3 separate regions of the Mus musculus genome follow, and all the other regions are linked to region 2. Evidence: chromatin loops called from intact Hi-C (ENCODE). Cell type or tissue: left cerebral cortex. All regions are shown on one strand.

Region 1 (8,000 bases), 200 kb before region 2:
ATCTATACATAGTGGCACAAGTTCCAGGGGTCTCAGAAAGCATGATTTGGAGTTCAAGGCCAGCCTGGGCACTATAGAGAGGCAATGTTACACACGCGCCCGCGCGCACACACACACACAGAAAAATTTAATAATGTTAGCTAAAATCATATATTTGAAAAAACCTGTTTCCCTCAAAACAAGAGAGTGCATTTGTTTTATATTTTTTGTCTCTAAATTAAAATGGTGGGATTCTTGTAACCACTTCTGTGTTCAGTTTGTTGTCGCTCATTGTTTCAGTTACAAAAGTGTTTTAAGCTTACTAGGAATGTGCAATCTGAAACCATATCAGTGAATTTTTGATCCTGTATTCCATTGCAGTCCATTAGTCTGCTTTGCACTTCTAGTGTCTTTTTCACCCATGCATGATATTGTATTGTTATATGTCAGTAATTTGCAAAATATTTATTAAGTGAGTATGAAACATTTTATTATACAAAATCCAAAAGAAATCACATTTGTTAATGTCATCACTGTTCATGTAACAAGTTTAAACAGGGAGGTAGCTCAGAGTGTACAACCGAGAAGACCCAAGTTTATCAAACACTCACTCAACTGCTAGCTGGGCATGGTGACCCCTCTGCGATTGCAGTGTGTGGGGGGCAGAGACAGGACATCCTATAGTAATCTAACCAGCAAGCTCTGGCCTCAAGTGGGAGCCTGCCTCAGTATATAAGGTAGAGACCAACTGAGGAAAAGACCAGTGCCAACCAGGAGCCTTCACATGCATATCTATCACAGACTTGAACCCCTACACAGTCATGCATGTACCAGACAGCAGTCTTGTAGTGTTCTTTTAAGTTTTATTTCATTTTTAGTTATATTTCTCTGTGGAAAGGTACGTGCATGTGTGTGTGTAGGCTCTTATGGAGGCCAGAGTTGTTGGGTTCCCAGGAACTGGAGTTACAGGTGGCTTTGAGCTGCTGAAGGTGGTGCTGGAAATCAAATTCAGCCCCGCTGGATGGGCAACAAGCTCTTAAGTGTTAGCCTATCTCTCTAGCCCCTTTTGTAATATTATAATTTTCATCTCAGCTCAAGCTGTTTCTTGAAATAACAAGCTTATTTTGCTCATTTTTTTAAAAAAAATATTGATCAAATACCCAAGCTTTAAAGTATTATTTGCCTGTCATTCTTTCAAGTAAAAATAGTATCTCTTGAAGAAAGCACCTTGTAGTCTCATAGCTCAAGCGACTATCCAGCTCCCCCACAGTTTAGACCAGAGCATAGTTTCCTGCCTCCTAAGTCATCTCACAAATTGTTAGGGAAGAACTGTAAAGGACCCATAATTGTACCCCTTACAAACATAACTGTTCTACCTTGGGCCATTGTCATGATTTCTGCAGTGCTGTCCACTCATGCCTTTGCACTATTAACATAAACCTCAATCCAGTGAAAACAGTGACTGGAGCCTAAGGATGCCATGCTCACACTTTTGAGAATTTATATATCATACTTGTGAGACAGACTTACAGACTGGGAGAGTCCTTATGAATTACCCTGGCATTCTCTTTTCTGTCTCCTCCACACTTCCTGCTTCCATCGTGTGTCAGGGTACAAGGAAGTTCCTATCCAGGTGCATCTGGTTCTCAGCCTTGCTGCTTGCAAGGCAACCTTAGAATAACAAATCTCGTTCCTGTGTTGTCTTGTTACTCTTGTGTTTTTAAATACAATTACAAATAGCTTATTGGTAATGATAAAATAATTCCTATGTGGCTAAAATAAATGCAACATAATTCTACTGAGATCATTAATATTTTAAGAAAATACAGATTTATAAAAGGTGCCATATCTCTGATTTCAAAGAAGAAACAACTATCATTTTCAGATAATCAACAGTGTAGTGAAATCCTTAGGACCCAACCTGCTGCTGTTTCTCCAGCATTCTACAGCTCTAGTGAGCGCTTGCCAGTTCTTGCTTGCTGTTGCTAGGGGGCAGCATTTACTAAGCTGACAGCTACAGACAAGTACATTGTCAGGTCAGGCTAACATTTGCGATTGGACGAATACTCAAAAAATGTATAACTTTTTATTGGTTTTAGCATCTAACTTAGAAAAGTAACAGAAACTATGTGTATTTTTATATTTATAGCCTAATATTTAAACACTTAGAACCATTAAAAAATAAAATCTTTCTATTGTTCAAAATTATTTCAGTATTAGTTCATATTCTTAAAACTGTAAAACAGCTTGAGAAATTATGTAAGGCAATATATATAAAGTACTCTGGGCCTCACAGAACAAGTCTTGTCATACAGCTACTTGGGAGGTTGAGGCAAAAGATGCAAAAGTTCAGGACTTTCCTTTGTTACAGAGGGCTTTGGGCCTAGACAACTTAGTAAGAGCCTGTCTGAAACTAAAGGTAAAGGAAGGCTGAGGATGTTCTTGAAAGACTCGGGCCTTGGCGTCAATCCCTAAGTCCAAGCTTCCCCTTCCCTCTCTCAGCAAGGAAGGAAGGAAGGAAGGAATTTAAAATGGAAAAGGGACATAGAAAGAATAGAGGAATTGTGTCTCACGTATCGTTATTACATGTCTCTAGTCTCAGTTGTGTCGCTAAGAGGCATCTCGTGCGTGCGAGGAATGCTGGTAACAGTGCCTGCAAGTCTCTGCCTTATCACTGCACATGCTTCCCGCTACTCGAGTAAACTCTTTAACGCACCTGTCATCACCTGTCATCAATGCGTGCGTCTGTAGAGCTCGAGGTGGGGACACTTCCTGTGCTTCCTGCTGCTTAGTGTGATAATGTTCTTCCGGACAGAGTAGTCAGCATGAACTCCTTTCCTCGTCCTTTCTTGCTTCTTTGAAGACTTCTCAGGAGGGCATGATCTCAGGAGCCTTTGCTTCTGTACTCTGATAGCTCCATTGTGTGCTTCCTTCATTGTTCAAACAGATATTTGGTTGCCTCTATACCCTGAATACATTAAAGGACAGGGGTTAAAAAACGTTTTCCCTCATGTTTTTGTGGAAGTATATGATAAAAAGTGATGGGGCTGGAGAGGTGGCTTGGCAGTTGAGAACTCCTGCAGAGGACCCAAGTTCTCTGCCCAGTCCTCACATGGTGACTCAGAGCCTGTCAACTCCAGTACCAGGGATCGGATCCCTCGGCTTCCTGTGGTGCACATCACTCATCCTTCTTAATAGAAATATAAAAGGTTAAAAGGCAAGGAAATAAAAAATCGTTTACAATGCCCATTTGCTAATAAAAGCCATAGTAAATAAATAAATAAGTAGATATTGTGAAAAAAGATATAAAAAATAGACAATGTGATATATTCAGTATATATTGGTAAATTCTAGAGAAATGAAGAACTGAATTTGGACATATGTGTTAAGTGTTTGAATGGAGGAAGAGTTGAATTTTTAAATGAGATTGCCAGGAAAAGCTCTCAGGAAAGGTGGTTTGAAGTCAGTTCCTTATAAAAATGAAATAACAAGCAAGCAACAGCAAGCTCCAGCCTGGGTGGGAGGGATACACTAGAGATGTTAAGGGAATAGCCACTGTGAGTGGAGCATGGTGAGGCCACATAGCAGGAACTGAAGGGGAGAGCATTTTGAGTGTTATACATATATTATCACCACTGGCTTTATTTCATCATCACAAAGAAACAAGATGCTTTTGAATAGAATGGTGACCCATGGTGTAACATAACAAGATCACTCTGACATCTCATTGGCTGAAATTCAAGAACAGATAAGGATAGAGTGTCGTAGATTAGTCATAGCTATGGAGTAAGTGGGTGTGTGATGGGGTGGCTTCAATCTGGATTTAGCAGTAGAGGCAGGAGAAGTTTTCGATGTTCACAGATTAGTTGGAAGGTAGACGAGCAAGACTGCTGGTGACAGATACATGGTGTTTTAGAAGAGTGCACTCAGGAACAACTGCAAACCTGTGCTCCAGCAAGTGGAAGGATAAGGGGTTCTTAACCCGATGTAGAGATGTATGTTTGGAGTTACAGAGTATGGAGGAAGTCTCGGGGTCAATTAACGGTAGTTGATTGATAAAAAGACTATAGACAAGCAGAAAGACAAATAGACAGAAATGTTTCTTATATGTGTTAAAATATAAATTGGCATTTTAAAATGTGAGCTTGGACTTTATGAGGGAAGACTTGGAGTAGAACTAAAATATGCCAGTCTTCATACTAAAATTAGTATTTTAAGAAAAATGGGAAATTAAAGTTTCAGGGAACCGAGCTGTAATGGTTCTGTGTTTAAAAGTCAAAAGGGTGAAAAGGAACTCAGGGAAAAAACAAAAGCAAACAAACCGCTACCATGGATAAGCAGCAGTAAGAAAAGTTATGGAAAACTCTGCGAGTATGTTGTCTAGAGCCAAGTAAGACAAAAGAGTGTTCTCATAAAGTGGGACTGGTCAGCAATGTCTGGCATTACTGAGTGGTATGAAAAGTGAGCAGAGGGAATTGCAGTATAGAAACAATCAGTGGGCATTGGAACTATGACTTACCTGGTCACTGCCTGTCCTGAGTGCCTACGAGCGGTCTTGGCATGTATTAAGCCACAAGAATGTTACCACCATAGTAAAAGAGGTCGTAAGTTTCTGCATCTTTGCCATGAATGCCCTAGCCAGTATTTGCGAGGTTTTACCACATAGCTACCAAGCATATAGTCTCTGTAACACATCTGCTTTATCCACATTGAGAACAAAACATTGTATGGTGAGTGAATGAATGAAAATGCTCAGAATGAATTATACAACACATAGTCGCATTAATAAAATTGGACAAAATATTCTTAATGACAATCAATTGACCTACACCAAAATGGTCACAAGTAATGTAATTGGTGTTATATCTTTAAAATAAAGGTCAGATAATGTGATAAAATTGACCTCATATTTTTAGATTTAAGTTAAGGTATAGAACTTATACTTAGTTATATATATTTTTAATTTGTACAATGCACACTGGTTACATTGAAGCTAAATATCCCAAGCTTCCTTTTGTGCATTTGCAGCATCCCTAGAGAGGATTATCTGCTTGTCTGCTTAGGTAGAGTGATGTGGAAATCAATGTTGATTGTTTTACTATAGTATTTATATTTTAATGAAGTATATATCTTTACTTTCAGTTCTTGATTAGCCTTTGGATAGAACACATACTCTCTTGTATACAATACAAAGGCAGTATGCTTCTCACCTCATAAATCTGTAATTGATAGGTGTTGAAAGGATGTGTGTCTAAGTTGGCAATATAAGTCTTTGTTTAACTGTAGCCTGGAGTCACTCACAAAGTAGTCTTAACTTTAAGACTTGTTAACAGTCCCAGTCCAAGAACAGGGGTGAATGAAATGAAATATTGCAGATCAAGCAAATGGGCAAAAAAGAAAGGGGAGATTTCTTCTTCTTCCCACTTCTACTCTGTGGCTCTTCAGTGGGCTGGATGGTGCCGTATACAAACTAGGGCAGTCCGCTTACCTAGCACCTTTTTAAAAGGTAGTTCCACCTGAAAACATGCTCAAGGGTGCATCCCGAAGTAGTACGTATTCACTTCACTGAGTGTCCTACCAGTCTGTCAGTTTAACACAGAACATTAACTATCATAAAGGCCTTTAAAATCTATAAACTATGCACCTAAAATTTATGTGCTATTACTGCATTTGATTTGGCCATGGTCTTGTGCATACTTGTTGGTAAAAAGAAGATACACCGTGGGTAATCCCTGGCAAAAGGAGCACCCGCATTTGTAAGATGGATAACTCTATATAAAATGTATTGTGATAATAACTGTAGTTAGCTCCATTCTTTCATATCTCGTCACTGGAGTAGAACAAAACAGAGAACTTTTAAACCATTTCGTTTGGTGATAGGCACCCTAATTATGCCTTTTACTTTCTCCACATCCATGTTCCCGGCTTCTTCCTGTTCTGCTCACAGCTCTACGCCATCCCTTGGTTTCTCACCATGTTTACTCGTAAGTACCATCCCCCTTGGTGGCAGCAAAAGTATAGCCTCATTCTTCCTCAGAACTTTAAAAGTATCCCAGAGCTTGTGTCTCTAGCTGCATATGTAGCAGAAGATGGCCTAGTCGGCTATCAATGGGAAGAGAGGCCCCTTGGTCTTGCCAACTTTATAAGCCCTAGTACAGGGGAACGCCAGGGCCAAGAAATGGGAGTGGGTGGGGAGGGGAGCAGGGTGGGGAGAGGGTATAGGGAACTTTCAGGATTGCATTTGAAATGTAAATGTAGAAAATATCTAATAAAAAATGAAAAAAGTATAGAATATTAAGTAAGTGCAGTATACATCTCTATAAAATTCTTACATGATATAGTTTATAGACAAAAATTATCAAGAATTCTGGCCTTAAATATTAAGAAAATGTTGCAGAAAACTAAAATCTATTTTGCATGTGGCTTACAACTTTTTAAGAAGAGAATTTGACAACTTTTTGAGGACAGTTTTCTACTAAATTGTCTTGCTTTCTAGGTGTTCTCTGTTAACACCTGGTTCTACTTCCTAGACTGGGAGTTCTCTAGAAATTAATCCTATTTTATGAGTATGTAATGATTTAGTCAGGTATGGCTATGTAAATGAAGAGCCATATTTAACTGCAATGCACATGATGAGTGCAATGGCAGGTGAGGTAGCCTAAGTGCTTTTACCTAGAAAGATAGTCACAGTGTTATTAAGTGAAAATAAAGCTGCATTTTTTTAATTAATAGATTTTTGGTAGGAATTTGATAAAGTAATTGTATATGATACACAATGGAAATGTTATCTTATTGTATATAAAGCAATCCCAAAGTTCATCTGCAGATATAAACATGTGTAAATAGTTACTAAAAATTCTGGGGAAAATTCTGAATGAAATTTACCAATTATTAGTGGAATTCAAAAAAATGTAATCTTTGACTAACTTGATATCAATTTGAAGCACTTTAGGAAGCTGCGAATTAATGAAGTCAGGGTTAGAGCGTTGACTGAATAGTTAGGAAAATAACTTACTGCTTTTATAGAGAACCAGAACTTGGTTCCTGTTACCCATCTGGGTAGCGCACAGATAGATATCTGTAACTAAGGCTCGAAAGGTGCACGCACACTCACTGTCAAGCATTTTATCAGCACAGTTTAACATATTAGTTCTTAAGTAATAACCTTAATCTTGAAGTTATAATAATCATTTACTTAGTAATCCAGCTGTTATTATTTTTGACAAATTTGGATTTTGTTTAAGTATATTTTATAAAACTTCCTACAGATGTATTTCCACTGCACAAAATTTTCCACCTCTGGGATACATTACTGCTCGGAAATTCCTCTTTCCCATTCTGCATTGGAGTAGCCATCCTCCAGCAGCTGCGGGACCGTCTTTTGGCCAATGGCTTCAATGAATGCATCCTTCTCTTCTCTGACTTACCAGGTATGTGTCTAAATGAAGGAATCACCGAATGCAATTTTGACTATAAAATGATGTGTTCTCTCAGCCATGTGAGAAAATCCTTCTGCTTGCACCCTATTTCGATGGTCAGGATAATCAGTGCTTTGTGCCAGCCTGAGAATGAGAGGCTAACTCGGGTCATACTGAGCCACTGTGGATTATTTCCATCACAGTACTGCCACCAGGAGGGTAAAAGGTCATGGCTGTGGGAGTAACATATTTACCCTTTGCTTAGGACCCATCCATTTATCTTCAGCTGATAGAGAGTAAACAACGGCCACTCAGGAAGGTGTTTGAAAATATGTTTATATGAGAACGCTAATTCACATGGAACTTTGCTCCCTCTGGCCACAGCTGCTTGGTAACAACAAGTTTAAGAGGAGGAAGCACTGTTCTAAAAGGGAAATAACCCAAGCTTTATAGAAATATGTTATGTAATATGATAGCGACTAAGCTGTATGAGGTATTACAAGAAGTTTGAAAGCCTTGGGAAGGCTATTCCAATGCAGAAATACAGAAGACAGCTAAGGTTTCGTTCTTGGTGTTGGAAAGATAAGGTTTGTGTGGTTACCT
Region 2 (8,000 bases):
CTCCACCTCCCTTAAGGAGGAGGCAAAGGTTGGAATGAGCAAGGGGCCAGTGTGCACAAGTAATAAGAAGCCATTTTACTACTCACTGCCCGTCCTCAACCAAAGACGATAGCCTGAATGTCCACTAGCCAACCTGTGGCAATCACTCTCCTTCCTCAACCAAGTTAAACAGTAGCAGATTATTGGTAACAGCTGAGGGGACTCTTCATCTTTTTGATTCCTCAGTTAGCCAGTCCATCTGTAAGCCAGTCTCCTCCATTGCCCTCTGGCCTTTACGATCCTCCTTCTCTGTAACACATCATGACTGACAAGGTGGAAGTCCCACCGTAGAGCCCTCCTCAGTCCCCCATCATCTCAACGGATGCCTCAGAAAGCTCCTTGATCATTTGGAGTAGGAGGTATCTCTTTTTGGAGGGAAAATAGGAAGACTGGGGTGAAGTTTGTAGGTCCAGATCGAAGTAAAATCTGAGCAATCTGCCAAATCAAAGTTTCGTTTAGGACTAGCAATTGTATCATTAAAGTATCTAATTCAATCATGAATAAAACAGAAATTAGTGTTCTGATTTGTCACCTACTATATAAGACTTTGATCAATTATGGAGTCTATAAACGACGTTTTCCAGAAGTTTCCTATGACACTATCAGTTGGCTCATATGGATGTCAGTATAACTTCCCTTCATCAAAAAGAACATGAAGGGGATGGAGAGATGGCTCAGCGGTTAAGAGCATGGGATGCTCTTCCAGAGGTCCTGAGTTCAAATTCCCAGCAACCACATGGTGGCTCACAACCATCTGTAGTAGGATCTGATGCCCTCTTCTGGGGTGTCTGAAGACAGCTACTGTGTACTCATATACATAAAATAAATAATTCCCAAAGAAAAGAAAGAAGGAAGGGAGAGAGAGAGAGAGAGAGAGAGAGAGAGAAGAAGAAGAAGAAGAAGAAGAAGAAGAAGGAGGAGAAGGAGAAGGAGAAGGAGAAGGAGAAGGAGAAGGAGAAGAAGAAGGAGAAGAAGGAGGAGGAGGAAGAGGAGGAGGAGGAAGAGGAGGAAGAGGAAGAGGAGGAGGAGGAAGAGGAAGAAGAGGAGGAGGAAGAGGAAGAGGAGGAGAAAGAGACTTGGAAAGGGCAAGCGGCCACCTTACACAGCAGTTCCAGTGGTGGTTTTACAGGGACTCTTAAGTTCTCAGTTTATTTAGTGTAAATAGTGTCTAGACTCACTATCTCACCGTCATCTCAGAGCTTGGAGCAAAGGAGGGAGGAAGCCTGATGAGAAGCCTAGAGCGGAAGGAACTGAAAACAAAAGTTAAGTGTGCAGACCGAGGCTGGAGCGATGACTCAGTGGTTAAGAGACTGATGTTCTGCCAGAGGCCCCGCGTTCAATTCCTAGAACCATCGTGTTGGCTCACAACCACCTGTAACTCCAGTTCCAGGCTATCCTCCAGCACCAGGTGGTGCACATACATGCGATCAAAACACCCTTACACATAAAAGAATAAAATACATTGTGTTGTTGGACAACACAGTAAGTGGCTCTCTGTAAATGGCAACGCTGGCACTGTGACACAGGTACCTCTGATTAGAAAGGGGCAGAATAAAGATTTGGGTCAGATCTGCACAGTTAAGACTTATTCAGTAATGGTAAGCCCTCCAAAGTGCAGAGTAAAGTCTAGAACCATCACACACACACACACACACACACACACACACACACACACCAAGGAACAGGAGTCTCCAGCCCCGATACTCACGTTGGCACTGTCCCCAGGACTGGCGGGCCCAGCCCCAGCAGCAGTCAATCCTGCCTCCATAGCGACATAGGCCGATTGAAGAAACTATTTGCCTGGGCCACCTACCAAACAAACAAAATATTTAAAATAAATAAAGACACCTGAGATTTAAAATAATTTCCCCTTTGTTTTATTTAGAAAATGTATATATACTTAAACCACACCCAGTAATTTTCTACAAGCTCCTTACTGCCTGCAAGGAATTGGAGAATAAGACACCTTCCCAGTAGTAGTCCTACAGTGATCTAATTTCTAATTGTAAAGTTAAATGTACACACACCCAGCCCACAGGAGTAGGGAGAAGAAACCAGGTTGGCTGCAACCAAGAAAGCTCAGGCTACTATTCACGGGATGGTTTCTGAAAGCTTGAAATAAAACAGATTAGCCAGACTCACAGCTGTTGGGGGCGGGGAGGAGGGGGCAGTTTTGACTAATGCACCGGGACGCTGAAATGTGCTGAATAACAGATCTGTCAGAGCAGAAAGAATGTTTGCTTCGTATAAAGGGCAGATAAGGAAATGGGCAAGAAGAGGAGCTTATTCAAAAATCAAATGCAACCAACCAAGCTCTTTCTATACAACTGCCTCCTCCTCCTCCTCCTCTTCCCCACCACTGCTGTAAGAAAAGCCCAAAACCAGGCCGTGAAGAGTGTCTCAAGTGTCCTCGTATTTTACAAGCTGTCTGCATCAGCAATCCACATTATTTCCCTCTCCGATGTAAAGTGTACCCAGAGAGACTCCAAGTTTAGGATGCAGATTTATGCATCAGATCACACTTACACCTGTGACTGTTAGCCTGTTTAGATTCACACCTACCAGACTTTCTGGACACCTAGGCTGTGTGTGTGTGTGTGTGTGTGTGTGTGTGTGTGTGTGTGTGTGTGTGTGTTTCTTTGTAAATGGACACCTAGGCTGTGTGTGTGTGTGTGTGTGTGTGTGTTTCTTTGTAAATATGTGTGCCCCAAAGTAATGCACCACAAATCCAAATGTGGGCAAAGAATTGCTTTTGGAAAATAAAAGGCTTAGCCTCTGGCTGCTTTCCACTCTTCTTTAAACTCTTTATCTCTTCAATTCATCTTCGCTTTACCCTCAGGCTCAAAGTACAAAACAACCCCAACTTCTATTTCCTCCGACCAGGTGGTGAACCGGGAGCGGGTGCCTTTTTCTTCCGCGCTCCGAGGCTTTTCCTCTGGTCCCCTCCAGGGACAGGAAAGCCAATCAATCCTGGAATTGATTCGTTCCAAGATTGCAGGTAAAACAGGTGCGGCATCTTCAAGGCAGCCCTGGGACAAGCTCTGAGGGATGGGGACAGGGGTGAGTGGTGGTGTGAGCCAGCGGGAAACCTGTCCAGCTGAGGCCTTCAGTGGGGACTGAGCCCGGGATCTCCGGGGAGATCGCGCGGTGCGCTGCCTTGGGGGGACACGCTGAGTGACAGCAGAGACCCTGCCGGAGGTTGTTGGGACCTGTCAGAGCAAGCAACAGTCAGGCCCGCCAGGTCTGAGCGGTGCCGCGTGCTACACACACACACACACACACACACACACACACACACGCACCCCGAGCGCCTCCTCTCAGTACTCATGTTAAGCTTGTGTACACCGTCCCCCCTCCGAACCACAAACCGAGAGCCCTCGGGTGCCATTTGTTCCAAGTACGGTCCTCGCCGCCACCCTTTGTCGAATCGCCGGGTCACCTGCAAGTTTCCCCTCGGGACACAGTCCATCCTGATCACTGGCTGTAGGGACGCTCCACGCGTCACCTGTGTCCCTGCTCCTGCCCGCTCTCACCGCACACGGGGCACGAGCCTCTCTTTCTCCTGAGCCCGGAGCCAGGCTGCTCCACTCGAGGTCCCTGAGGGAAAGGGGAGGGCACCCGAGACCCGCCTCACCTCCCGTCGAAGTCGGCAGCCACCTGCAGGTAGAGCGAGGACGCGAGCACCGCCGCTAGGAGCACAGCCATGCCGGAGGACCGGGACGCGGGGACGCTGAAGGTTGCGGGGAGCTGCGCGTCCCGGGATCTCCCGGCCGCCTTCGGCGCGGCACCCGCGGCTGCTGGGACGCACAGAGCGCAGCGCGCAGCCGGGCAGGTCTGCGGCGGGCTGGCAGAGCCCCTCCGGCTCCCTCCTGGCGAGGGGAGGCGCTGCGGCGGGAGCCGCGCCGCCCGCGGGGAGGGGCGAGGCGGGAGGGACGCGCCGCGCAGCCCGCCGCCCTCCCTGCCCCGCCGCCCTGGTGCCCTGGGCGCGCGCCGGGGCTCGCCCCTCCCCGGGCCCCAGGGGCAGGGGCGGCTCAGGGGCGGGGATGCGGCGCGCAGGCAGCCTCGGCCACGGGTGGCGCTTGCCCCCGGGCTGCGAGAAAAGTTGGGAGCAGAGCTAGGGAGAGGGCTTGTCGGGTGACCTGCCTGAAAAAGTGAGCCCAGCCGCCAGAGGCTGGGGCGACAGTGGGGTTGGAAGTGGAAGTACGCGTTCTGTGGGGGTAGACAGATGCCCCCCCACATACACACACAGGTGGTCTATAGGGGAGAACCCAACTTTTCTGCACCTACCGGAGGGGTTCCTGGACTGATGAAGGCAGGCAGACCCAGATTGCTTCTCCTACAGAGCTGGAATATCCCTGCACCTTTTAACGGGGGTGGGGAGTGTGGTGGGGGGGGTTCGGCTCTCAGGTCGAATTTTGAAGAAGAACTCTGGGCTCAGGAGAAAGAGAAGAACCTTGGAAAACTGTCTGTGTCCTGAAGCTCCACTTGGTGCACCCCCGTGGGTAGGGCAAGTGCTCCACCCCAGAGGAAGGGGAGTTAGTTACCACTTAGCTTGTGGTGTAGCTGGTCTTGAGGGGACCTCTTTAGAACCATTTGAAGTAGTTACTGAGCTATCATAAAAAGCATTGCACCAAAGGACTGAAAAGAAATGATTTTCATAAATATACGTTCAAACTTAAATCATTCCCGTCCTTAGGCCATACCCCCAATGGCTGGCTGTCCTGTCCTCTCTCTCTTCAGTCCATGATCTCCTGGCCTGGCACCCTCTAGGCATGCATTGAAGAGGTTGTGTGTATAGCTGAATCTCACTTCCTTGCCTAAAAGTCACCCTAAAAGCCAAATATGAATGCTGTTTAAAATTCTTATCTTCCCCTCTGGTGTCACGTCCAGCCATACTTTGCCTTCCCCCCCCCATTGTACTGATCTTTTCTCTTACAGCATAATTTGTTTATCTATGTCTTCTTTCTGTTGTAATGTAAACTCTCCAAGAAGAGCTATCTTTGTTTAGTGCCTACAACATTGCCTGGCACATAGTAGGTGCTCATAAATGTTAATCGAAAGTATTTGCTACCGTACATTCAACTGTCACTCCGTTCGCATCATTTTAAGGTTTCTGCTACTTCAAATTGTTAACGAAAAGTTCTGTGCCAGTTTGGTTACACTATCCTGATTTATCAGTATGTGTAAAAACAGGACTTTTCTGCAAGAAAAGGAAAAATAATAGTTCTTTGATTTCCAAGTTGCTTCTGTTAGCAAAAGAAGTTTCTATTTTAATCTCAGAAAATTATCCTTGCCGGTTCAGGCTTGGGACACTGTTTGAGGCAAACAGCTTGGTGTCATCCATTTCAGATGCTTCTAACAAAGTCCAAAATAGTCTAAGAGGCATAATATTTTTTTCTGCAGAAAAGTCAAATGTTTGTCAGTGTAATGTAGGCTTGCTTCCCGACCCCACTCCTTGGTGGCATGCATTGCTTATTGGCTCCTGTTCGGTTCCTGAAAGAGCTCCATTGGCACAGTGGATGGTTGGGTTAACCTGCAGGCTAGAGAATAACTTCAGAAGAGGGGAGAAGAGTGATAGGTGGAAATAAGACAGTGACTGCACACTTCTCTGACATAGGTAGGGTTTTTTTTTTTGTTTTGTTTTGTTTTTTTTTTGGCCCAGAAAACTTCCACATTCCTTCACTTGAACAATCTCCACTTATACTTTTTGGATCCATGCTTATATAATTTTTTGGCTTGTCTTCTATTATATGGACTTCTATAATATTATATGTCTCCAAGAGCAGCTCTTGGCAAATTATGTTGTCATTGCCTCTCTGCCACATTAGGTCTTTCTAGCCAACAAGAAGCCAAAGGTAATTCCTCTCGTGTCAGTACATCCTGGGTGCTCGGCCCACTGGCTGGCACAAGGCTTAAATAGGTTGAATGGACAGGCACACTGTCTGTTGCACACTCGCTCCTGCCTGGAGGAAGTGGATATTGTATCAGTCTCTTGTATCATGGCTTGAGGAGACGATAAAGGATTCCCATGGTGTATCAGGCCATTGTGTTATAACTAATGAACACTAGTGATTGTGTTGTGCCAGAAAACATCATGAACCCCCAAAAGATCACCAAGGGGCTGATTCCAATGCAATCTCACTAGGATCTCTTTACTCAAGCTCGAGCTTGGGCCACACCACTGTCTCTGATGCAGGAGAACAGGAGGGAGCCTCCAGCCCATATAGAGGCAAGAAGCAGGTATCTAGCCTGGTACACATCTGATTGGGTGGCATTATGGCCTTTAACGTAATTGGCTGGTGCTAGGAGCCAAACCATAAACTTAACTTCTGCTTTCCTCCTGATTGGTGGTTGTTAGGAAGTGAAGTGCCAGGGGCAGGCCTGTAACCTGGAGGTGCAACTTGATGGGGAATAACCTAGAAACTGGTGTTAGACACAGGTCTTGTTGGGGGGTAGCCTGGAAACTGGTGCTAACCAGCCTGTTAGTTAACTTGAGTTCAACCTTGAGGTCCGGTTTTCTAAGATGGAGTCTGAACCCAAAAGATTTGGTCTCTCAATGAAAGGGAAAAAAAGCCATGGGATTCCCAGACGGCTTCACCAACTTGATCACTCTTGTTCGTTCTGTGTTGGAGATTAAATCCAAGGTTCCGTGCATGCTAGGCGAGCCCTCTAACCATTGAGCTGCATCCTCTGCCCCACTCTTTCATTTCAGCCTTAAAACACATCAGCAGGAACGAGATCAAATATCCTGCTTTTAGCAATAGCCGCACTTAACCTGTAGGACAAATGGTTGGTTAGGTTTCCTGATACATAACACCTTACCAGGAGTAATCCCAAGTTTCACACATACAAAAAAAAAATATCTGCCATTGGTGGCACCGTGGTAGAAATGACAAATGAGAATCAAATGTCTAACTTTCAACCTCCAGAAATGACAAGTGCTTCATTATTTAGTTCTTTTATCCCAACGAATATTCATCATAGAGTCTACAAATGGTCATCTCTAGGTACCAGGATTTCAGCTGGAGACAAGATCAAGGCTGCCCCAAGAGAGTTTATAGTCCCCTGAAGGAGCAAGGTGTCGTCCAGTGAAGAGAGTCAGATGCGAAGAGGTTAGAGCATGGGTTCAGTGAAGACTGAGGGATGCGAAGAGGTTGGGAACTCTCTTCACTCGCAGATCTCTTCCAACTGGCACCTTTTAGAAGGCTTGAGCCTTCATTGTTTTAAGGAATTCAAAGAGACAGACGTTTTCAGGCCAGACTCACAGTTTCTGTGGCAACTAGGCTTCCTTAAAACCTCATAAGCTTGGGATCTGGTTGCTCCCAGTCCGTTTCTTTTGCTGATAACCACAGCTAACACCGATTCTAAGCCTAGTTTCTAAGCTTTAGTCCCTTTCTTCCTTCTACCCATACCTTCCTCTCTCGTCCTTACAAAGGCTACCTTGAGGCCAGCAGACACACGAAAGCCATTTGGGGGGACAGCACCCTGACTCTCACCATCCCTTTATATCTACTAACTTTCAAGGCATAAAAGTAACTCTTCAATCTCACAGGCCCCGACTTCTCAACACTCCCATTCCCTTTTATTTTTGCACATATGAAGTACTCGGTTCTAAGCTGACCTTTCTGCTGATGCCTTACCAAAAGCAATAACGAACAGAAAATTACACTAACCTCATTATTTTTGTGTCTGTATTTGATACATCTGTCTCTTGATCTGGTGGGAGAATCAGCTCTGCAGAGCTGTCATTTGGCCTCCATACGTGTGCAATGGCATACATGACCGCAAACAATAATAAGAGAATTGTGTAAAAACATTGATATCCAGACATGGTAGAAAAACGTTCTCCCATGTACACCTAATCTCAGATATGAGCATCAAGGCTAAAGCCCTGAACCTGTGCTTAGCAAATATGGTCTAGGAATATATCTGAAGGAGCCATCTTTATAAATTATTTACTT
Region 3 (8,000 bases), 53 kb before region 2:
ACCTAGTGATCACTGAGCGACTGCAAAGGTCCTGTCAGAAACCCATGTTCTCTGTCAACACGCTTCATCAAATGTCACCAGTGGGTTAGAGCTTAAGGATGCACTTCAAGAGGACTGATTCAATTAAACCCTTGTTTAAGCATCAATGCGACGTATATTTGATTTTTAACCCAACGCCAAACCCCCTGGTGGGCACCGAGGAGACAGCAAGGAGGGTAAAGAAGACCAACAAGCTTGAAGTCTAATGGCAGACACTGACATCACACATGGAGATAAATGGACATTGAAAGCTTTGAAAAGGGGCAGGAAAGAAAAAAATAAATGCCCGAAGATGCCTTGAAGAACAGCTGGGTCATAGAGCAGAGAAAACTCAGTGAAAGCTATGGTCAGGAGGGGAATTCCTGACCAGAGGCCAGGGAGTCCTCACTCCCTTCTCCTGCCAGAAATTTAATTAATACTTTATTTTTATAAGACAAGGAATAAAAGACATAGCCTACCACAAAACTGATGACATTCAGACAGGTTTTCCTCCTGTAGTTATGTTACTATTGCTAGCCAGGACTTTTAACACTGACGATCTTGGACTATTTGCAACTGTATTTAGCTCACTACATCTGGACTGTTCCCCCGCTTTTGTTTCAAAAGTCAAAACAGAAGTGCCTTCCTATTTCACAGGACATACCACACACACACACACACACACACACACACACACACACACACACACACACACACACACATACACTGTCAGGTATGACGGAATCCAAGCTAAGGCAGAAGATGGATGTGGATAGGCTGGTCCCTGGGGCTGCTGAATGACTGACAGCAATTACATCCAATGACAACTTTCCTTTCCTCATTTCCGCCTCTTAGAGAGCACCTTCCTTCTTACCTACAACATTCTAGGTAAATGTGCTTCATTTCCCATGACATAAAAATATGAGAACACAATTGTGTGTTTGTTCTCCTCTTCAGTAACATAAATCACTCTGAAATGGAAAAGCTCAACCCCTGTGGTGTAGAGTCTGAGGGCATTATGACAGTTCTGCCACCCCACCCCCATTAAGGCCTGTCCGATGGCATTTGCTTGTCTCCTGACGTGCCTGGGTGCTCTGACACAGGAGGCTGTTTTATCAAGGAAGAGCGGGAGGTTTTCTCCAGACAGAACCATGTAACCTGAAAGGGAAAGAGGCAGAACTTTCCAGGCACAAAGCCCAGAGCCAGGATGATAAAGATGACGCTTTGGCAACACAGTGATAGAGAGAGCGCCACGGGACATGGATAAAGAGAAAGGGACAGGATGAAGCATTTGCAAAAGAGCACTAGCAAAGCCTCAGATGGCTCTGGAAGACCAGACAACTCCAACAATTATCTAATTAACAGTGATGATCACGGATACACATTCCCAAGGATTTACCCACCTGATGTGATCAGCACCCATCTATGCTTACAGTGAGCGCTGTGTGCTCCGCTCTGATCCCTGCCAGGCTATTGCCTTTCCTCACCACATCAGCATGGTGGCTCACTAAGAACATCACTTTGAAGGGTCAACAGTGGGTAGAGTACATGCCTGATATATGTAATCGTATGTGAAAGTATCATCTGAAATAAGCATGGAAACTTGAAACACTTTAATGTGTCTCAACAACACATTAAAAATGTTTTTTAAAGACTAGAAAATAGGCCCATCAGGAATACATTAATAATGTGGCAGTCTGAACATTGAAAATTAAGTGACTTTTATCTTTGCTGATTTGTTTAGTCTTTTAAATTTTTATATTTTGAGGTGTTAAAAGGAGAAAGTTTTAATATGAACAACCCCTACGTGATCTGGAGAAGGAGGTGTTTGTAAGGACATCGATACACAGCAGCTACACATCTGATGTTGGCATCCTGATCAAAGGGCTCTGGATAGTCTTGATGTCTGGTGTAATCTAGGTTATAAAACTGAAATGTCAGTGAAATCCGAATGCTTTCTTTGATTCAAGGGAGCAATCTTAATGAATGTAGAAAATACTAATTAAAATATCTGAGAAGAGATGAGCAGTGATTTACACATGTTTTCCACTACTCTTCCTTGCGTGATATTTTGGTTAGTGCTCACTTTTGATACACAATAAGCAGAAACATATCTGATACTTTCTTAGAACCAGAATGGTATAATAACGATTAAAAAGAATAAAAGATGGTAACAAGTGTCCCTGTCTGTTCATTTCCTTTCCTTCAAAGTTCCCCACTCACTGGGTAATCCAGCAAAATGCAGTGTCCACGAGGTGCAGGGCACTGGAAAGCACCAGGAAAGTATCAAATTCCATATCCTTCTCCTACCTTCATCCATTCCAAACGTATCCTTCTCCTACCTTCATCCATTCCAAAGGTATCCTTCTCCTACATTCCTGAGGCAAAGTTGGACACAATGGGGTTTTAATGGAAGAGGTGCTTAGGTGTGGGTATGGCACGTAAAGCCTGACAAAGCTCACCCAGGAAGGGGAGATGCTGAAGCTCTCTGAGAAGTGAGCTTTGTAGTAAGATCTGAAGGAAGACTTTCATGATGGAAGGCCCGGGAGAGTAAAAGGGTGAACCCCCAGTCAGCCGGAGAGCTTGGGGGAGAGGCAGAGCACAGGAAGAAAAGCTCCAAACGGAACTGCAGCTGCACAATGACTGTTTAAAGCCTTGCTGAAATGTTGGATTTTTATCTTGATAGAAATCAGACACTCAAAGAGCTTGACAGTGGTGCCTAGGGAAGGTTTACCTGGTAAAATCATCACACTGCTAAAGGAGGAAGGTAGGAACAGAAAGCATTTATGAGTAACCACATTTACTATAAAGAATGTTCACATACTAAAAAGTGTTCTCCAAAATTTTTCTGACATTATTCCATATTGTACCAACAAAAACATTCTTATGGTGTGGTGGTAGACGGCTTTAATCCCAACACTTGGGAGGCAGAGGGGAGCAAATCAGCGTGCGTTCAAGGCCAGTGTGGCCTATATAGGGGGTTACAAGCCACCCAGGCTACATAGTGAGGCCCAGTCTCAAAATGGATGGATGGATGGATCAATCTTGATTATTGTATATAGATGGATGGATGGATGGATGGATGGATGGATGGATGGATGGATAGATAGATAGATAGATAGATAGATAGATAGATAGATTCAATCTTGCCTGTTATTTCGAACTATAATCTGTATAAATAAAATAAGGTACTAACCCCAGATATGGAGACTGTGGGATACTGATGATACTAATCCCAAATGATAACAACTGTGGGGTATAGAGGGTACTAAGCCCAAAGATGGAGACTAAGGGATGCAAGTGTGATTGCAGCAGGCTAAGGACACAGGACTCTCCCACAATGGCTGCAGAGTCCTGGTGCCCATCAGGAAAAAAGCAACTGTGAGAAGGAGCTGTCCTCACAAAAACTGCTGTCCCAGTCTATTGTGTGCAGGCTCTCCAGGACTGTGACCATATCCACATATAGTCTATATTGATGAATAAGATTTCTCAAGCAGTCATCTGCAGTTTTTACCCAGTAAAACCTCAAGAGTAAACACAGAGAAGAAGATGTAAATATAACTGCACATACCTCCCACTGCCAAGCTGCTTGCAAACCCGTCAGCATTCTTCCTCAAAGGCAGGTTTTCATACTCAGGTTCTGTCTAAGGTGGTTTGTATGACATTGTCCAGGCCAATCCTGACGTTTATTGTTGGACTAAAGATAACAGATAACCCCTGTCTTGAATTCTTTCTATGCTTAGAGGTTTGCTGCACTGAAGCGAGAGGTATGGATACATCTAACTCTATTCTATTCTCATGTCTTTTAGATGGGGGAAAACCCACCTAGATATTTTAAAAGACAACAGGGTGGAAGACAGAAATGAACGGTAAAGGCTTTATGGGGCAGTATTCTTTCCTCTCCCTCCTGCTCCCACTCCAAACGTAGAACATAGTAAGCAGAGAGAAGAAAATTAAAAAAAAAAATCAGAAACGCATTTGCAATTTCCTTATTCTTATTCAAGAAATGTCTTAGGCAAATGTTGGTTACTCGACACAAGAACAGGGTTGCTGAGCCCCTATAGAAATTGCCAGCACTTTATCCCATAGGGTGGACGTGCAGGTCAGAAGACAACCTAAGAACAATGAACAGAACTAGTAAAACTTACCTCCCTGGTGAAAGCTGAACACAGGCCCAGTTGCTCAGCAATGAGCCTCTTGTGGCGGCAACAGACCCCAACTCCTCCATAGACTGCATGTGACTTTTAGAAAGTTTCGGAGGAACTCAAAGGCAGGGAACTCCTAAGAAGACTGAGACTCTAAATCTTGGTTCTTCACTAAGGATGGTTTTAAGAATCAAGAGAATATCCCACAGGCTTGGTCCTCCTGCCCTCTTTTAAACCAAAGCAAACCATAAAGGCTAGGCTCCCCCAGGCCGGTGTGCACACCACACGGGTGCTGAGAAAAGGTGAGCATAACACACCTGAGTATAGAACCCGCCTACTGTATGAGAGAGGTGTGGCCCACTCATCCAAACCATCAATCAAAAGGGGAAGGGGTGCTTCTATGTCTGCTACCTCATCAAAGCTTTCATTTAAGCTTGCCATCTGGTCAGATTCATCTCCAGGAGACAACTATCATTATACCCACCGTGAAGAAGGTGGGGGTGTGGCCTCTAGTTTAACATCTGCTTAACTTCGCATATGCTATGAACACCTGATCTATACACAAAGCACATGCAAAGCAGCTCGCTTCCATCTTCATCTTCTCTGCTCACACTTGTAAATCAAATCAATTCAGTTTGAAAAGACAGCGTTGGCTAAAAACAGCATTAAAACTGCAGTGAACCATAATAAAAAGCATCAAAATAAAGTTTTGTCATCACTAGAATATATGGCTTCTCTTGTGAATAATTAGGAAAGGCTATTATTACAATACAAATGAATCCAGCATCAGTGGTCATAGAAACAGCTAATGTTCCTATGTGGCAATCGCTGTGACATGTGGCTTGCACAGACCTTCCCATCTAACTCACAAAGCTGCCCAGTGAAGTGCATACAACAACTACCCCAATGATCCGATGCAGAAACAGATGGAAGAATTTGGCAACATGTCCCAAACACAATCCTTTTAATTATAACAATTGTTCATGGAGCTTTTAACATTTCTGATCTCCAACCCAGGACACATCGTTCGCAAAGAACTCAATTTATACTTTCTAAGAGGAGTCATTTTTTTCTTCACCAGTCACCACGGAATCCTATTAAAATACAAATCAAAAAATCTTAAAAACTCTCAGAATCCATAGCACCAGACCCTGACCTGTGTGCAGCAGCAACACAATTCTCTAAATAACTGGCAGAGATTGAATCTTGGGGAGACGTTAGCGTGGTCCTGGGGCTTCTGCAGCTCACAGTCCGAGGACCTTCTCACCCCTCTGCTGAAATAATCAGCACCCAGATGAGAAGAGAGACTGAAATATGTCCATGGCTTAAAACGTTGTGATCTACAGACTACAAAATCAGTACAAGAGAAATAATGGAAAGACAAAACAAAACAAAAACCCCAGGGACAGCATGGTGCTACATACAGGGCAGCGCTCAGAAGGACGGGAGCGATTTTCCATTTCCTGTTTGCTACCTGGGTATCCAACCCATTCGCCTGTTCGGCAGCAACAAGACTGGTTTTCAGACACGGCCATTTATAAAAGAATGTGGCAGAGGTGAATTACCTTATAGTCTATAATCATGAGCCTATAACACCGTTCCCTTTGTTTTACACGGTATGGATGGTCATTGTCTATTTTGCAATTATTGTTATTTTGAACATCCTACATCTGGCTAATTCTGTATTTAGGCAAGACGTGGCTCTGTTGGATAGAGATTGCCACTGGGGCTTAGAGAACCCTGCCACACAATTTGGCCTGCAAATATAGCAACAGCATACCTGTGAGTGTGTGAAAAATGCAGTCTGAGATCCTTTCCTATCCTCATTGAATTAGCATCTTTATTTTAATAAGACCGGCATATAATCTGTAAACACTGAAGACCCGAGACAGTGCGGAAGAGTGCATACACACCAGAGAAACCCTAAGTGAGTATCCTAGTTTATTCTAGTTCAACCTGAATTCTGAAACACTTTTTTGGGGAAAAAATATGTGTGCTGGCCCAACTGATACTCTATTCATTTAGTAACCTGAATCTTTTGGCTGAAACTGGCCAGTTATGGCGCATTCTATTCTGAAGACATTTTTGGAGGAGTTAGAAACTAATAAAACCCATAATAGATTTTGGAAAACTAGAAATGTTTCAGATGAAACTGGCATGATTAAGAACCAGAACTCCCTGGGGTATTTTCTCAAAAACGACAACCCCATTCTTCACTCTTCCTTGGGGAGAGCTGGAGTCTATTACCACTACCGTCTCCTAAGGAGGCATCGTTACAGTAAATCATGGTTATCCTTAATGACGACAACGGAGAATTTAAAAATCACTGCATGGGGATAACAAGCAGGCAATGAAAACCACCCCAAGCACCAGGACCATCACATAGCCAATGGTTGTTACTTAGGAATTTCTTTCTTCCTGACTTTCATATACATCCAAACATATGGAGGCATGTATTTTTATATCCAATTGGGGTAAAATGGTCTCTATATATTTTTGCATTTACTTTTTCAGTTAATATATTTTAAACATGGATATTTTCCTAAGAAACTTTTAAAATGAATGTCTTTTTTAATTTTCATTTATTATACTGTGAGATCAGGATGCATGCTCCTGCAACTTCTTCTGCTAAGACCTTTATCGTCTTTGCTCTTACGGAGCTCTTACCTTCCTACCTCTGTGGACAGAAGGGTCTTGCTTTTGTGTTTAGTCCCCGTTTTCTAGTGATCCCCTGTATCCAGATAGGCACACTAGCATTTCAATCTGTTTCTCTGCTCGTGTCTGCTCAGTTCAGGATTCTCTCCATCAGCCTATCTAAGAACGGCCTCATTAGTCTCCATGCAAGCTACTTAGTCAGGACTCTTGGTTACCGTGGTGAGTGGGCTCCAAACGGCCTAGTTCAGCCAAGACCTGACCAGACAACTGGTGGTAGAGAATTCTAATCCCATGAGTGAAATGATCCCATAGTTAAATCTATCTGAAGATGTTACACTCTGTAGGGGGCTTCCCCTAGAGATTTACAGTGACATTAACACATTAAAGGTTTGAGGAGCTAGACAGCTAACACGTCTTGATAGCAGAGCTGAACCTGGTATTTCTTAATGTATTTGTCCTCAGAACTTGCACAATGTTTCAGGTAGCTAATGGCCTATGAAACACACTTAGAGAAACACTGCTTTGACCCAGTGATGAAAGAACAACAACGTCACACTTTGTCCGGGACATTAGTACAGTTCAAACCAGTCTATTAGCTAGTTTCCAATTAGCTCTGAAAATGCATCTGGTTAGCTTTCTAGTCCCATTTAACAAAAAATCTTTAGGATCCCTTATTTAGGCTTAGGTCCTTAGCCTGTAGGTCATGACCACTTTGCCAACCCTTGTCTCCAAAAATATTACTATTATGATTTATAACAGTAGCAAAATTAAAGTTATGAAGCAGAAATGAAAATAATTTTATAGTTGAGGGGTCACCACAACATGAGGAACTGTATCAAAGGGTGACAGCATTAGGAAGTCTGAGAACCACTGCCCTAGATTATTCTTATTGTGAAACAGGTGCTTAATATTTCATATCCTACATGAAAGGTGACTTTTAATATATTTATTCTCCCCACTATGGTTAAAGTAAGTAAGTAATCATTATTCATACACTTTTTACCTGAATTCCCTCTGACCTTGAACTCACTCGGTGGAAAAGAAGGCCTGGGCTATCCATCACTCATCACAGCAGTAAACAGAGCATTTGAGCAAAGTTGCAAACTCATAAATACCAGCGATAGGAAGCAAAAGCAGGCTTTCTGACTCGGCGTATTGTAAAAAGCGTCCTGGGGGGAATCC

The links. A loop is a pair of places that touch in the nucleus more often than their neighbours do. Peaks named below come from ENCODE experiments on the same cell type or tissue, not always from the same donor. Only the 100,000 strongest peaks of a DNase experiment are listed, where the experiment ranks them.
Region 1: it touches region 2 in a loop (2.1-fold over the local background); 2 of 42 quality-filtered maps call a loop at or near these places.
Region 3: it touches region 2 in a loop (2.1-fold over the local background); 3 of 42 quality-filtered maps call a loop at or near these places.

The regions. Positions count from the first base shown.
Region 1 is chr3:132,745,261-132,753,260 of GRCm38, forward strand. It overlaps Tbck (TBC1 domain containing kinase), which reads left to right. Exons shown (of 26, transcript NM_001163455.2): 21 at 5,927-5,963; 22 at 7,248-7,409. Among named protein-coding and RNA genes, the nearest start is that of Gm30294, 28 kb to the right of the region's middle. In left cerebral cortex, a CTCF peak has its summit at 1,968; DNase peaks (open chromatin) are centred at 1,968 and 3,773.
Region 2 is chr3:132,946,300-132,954,299 of GRCm38, forward strand. It overlaps Npnt (nephronectin), which reads right to left and starts at 3,992. Exons shown (of 14, transcript NM_001287101.1): 1 at 3,674-3,992; 2 at 1,748-1,848. The coding sequence starts at 3,744. In left cerebral cortex, a CTCF peak has its summit at 3,700 (motif pointing left); DNase peaks (open chromatin) are centred at 2,305, 3,393 and 3,723; H3K4me3 peaks cover 1,526 bases; H3K27ac peaks cover 173 bases.
Region 3 is chr3:132,893,053-132,901,052 of GRCm38, forward strand. The region is part of intron 10 of Npnt (nephronectin); the gene reads right to left. Among named protein-coding and RNA genes, the nearest start is that of Gm29811, 18 kb to the left of the region's middle. In left cerebral cortex, a CTCF peak has its summit at 178; a DNase peak (open chromatin) is centred at 3,594.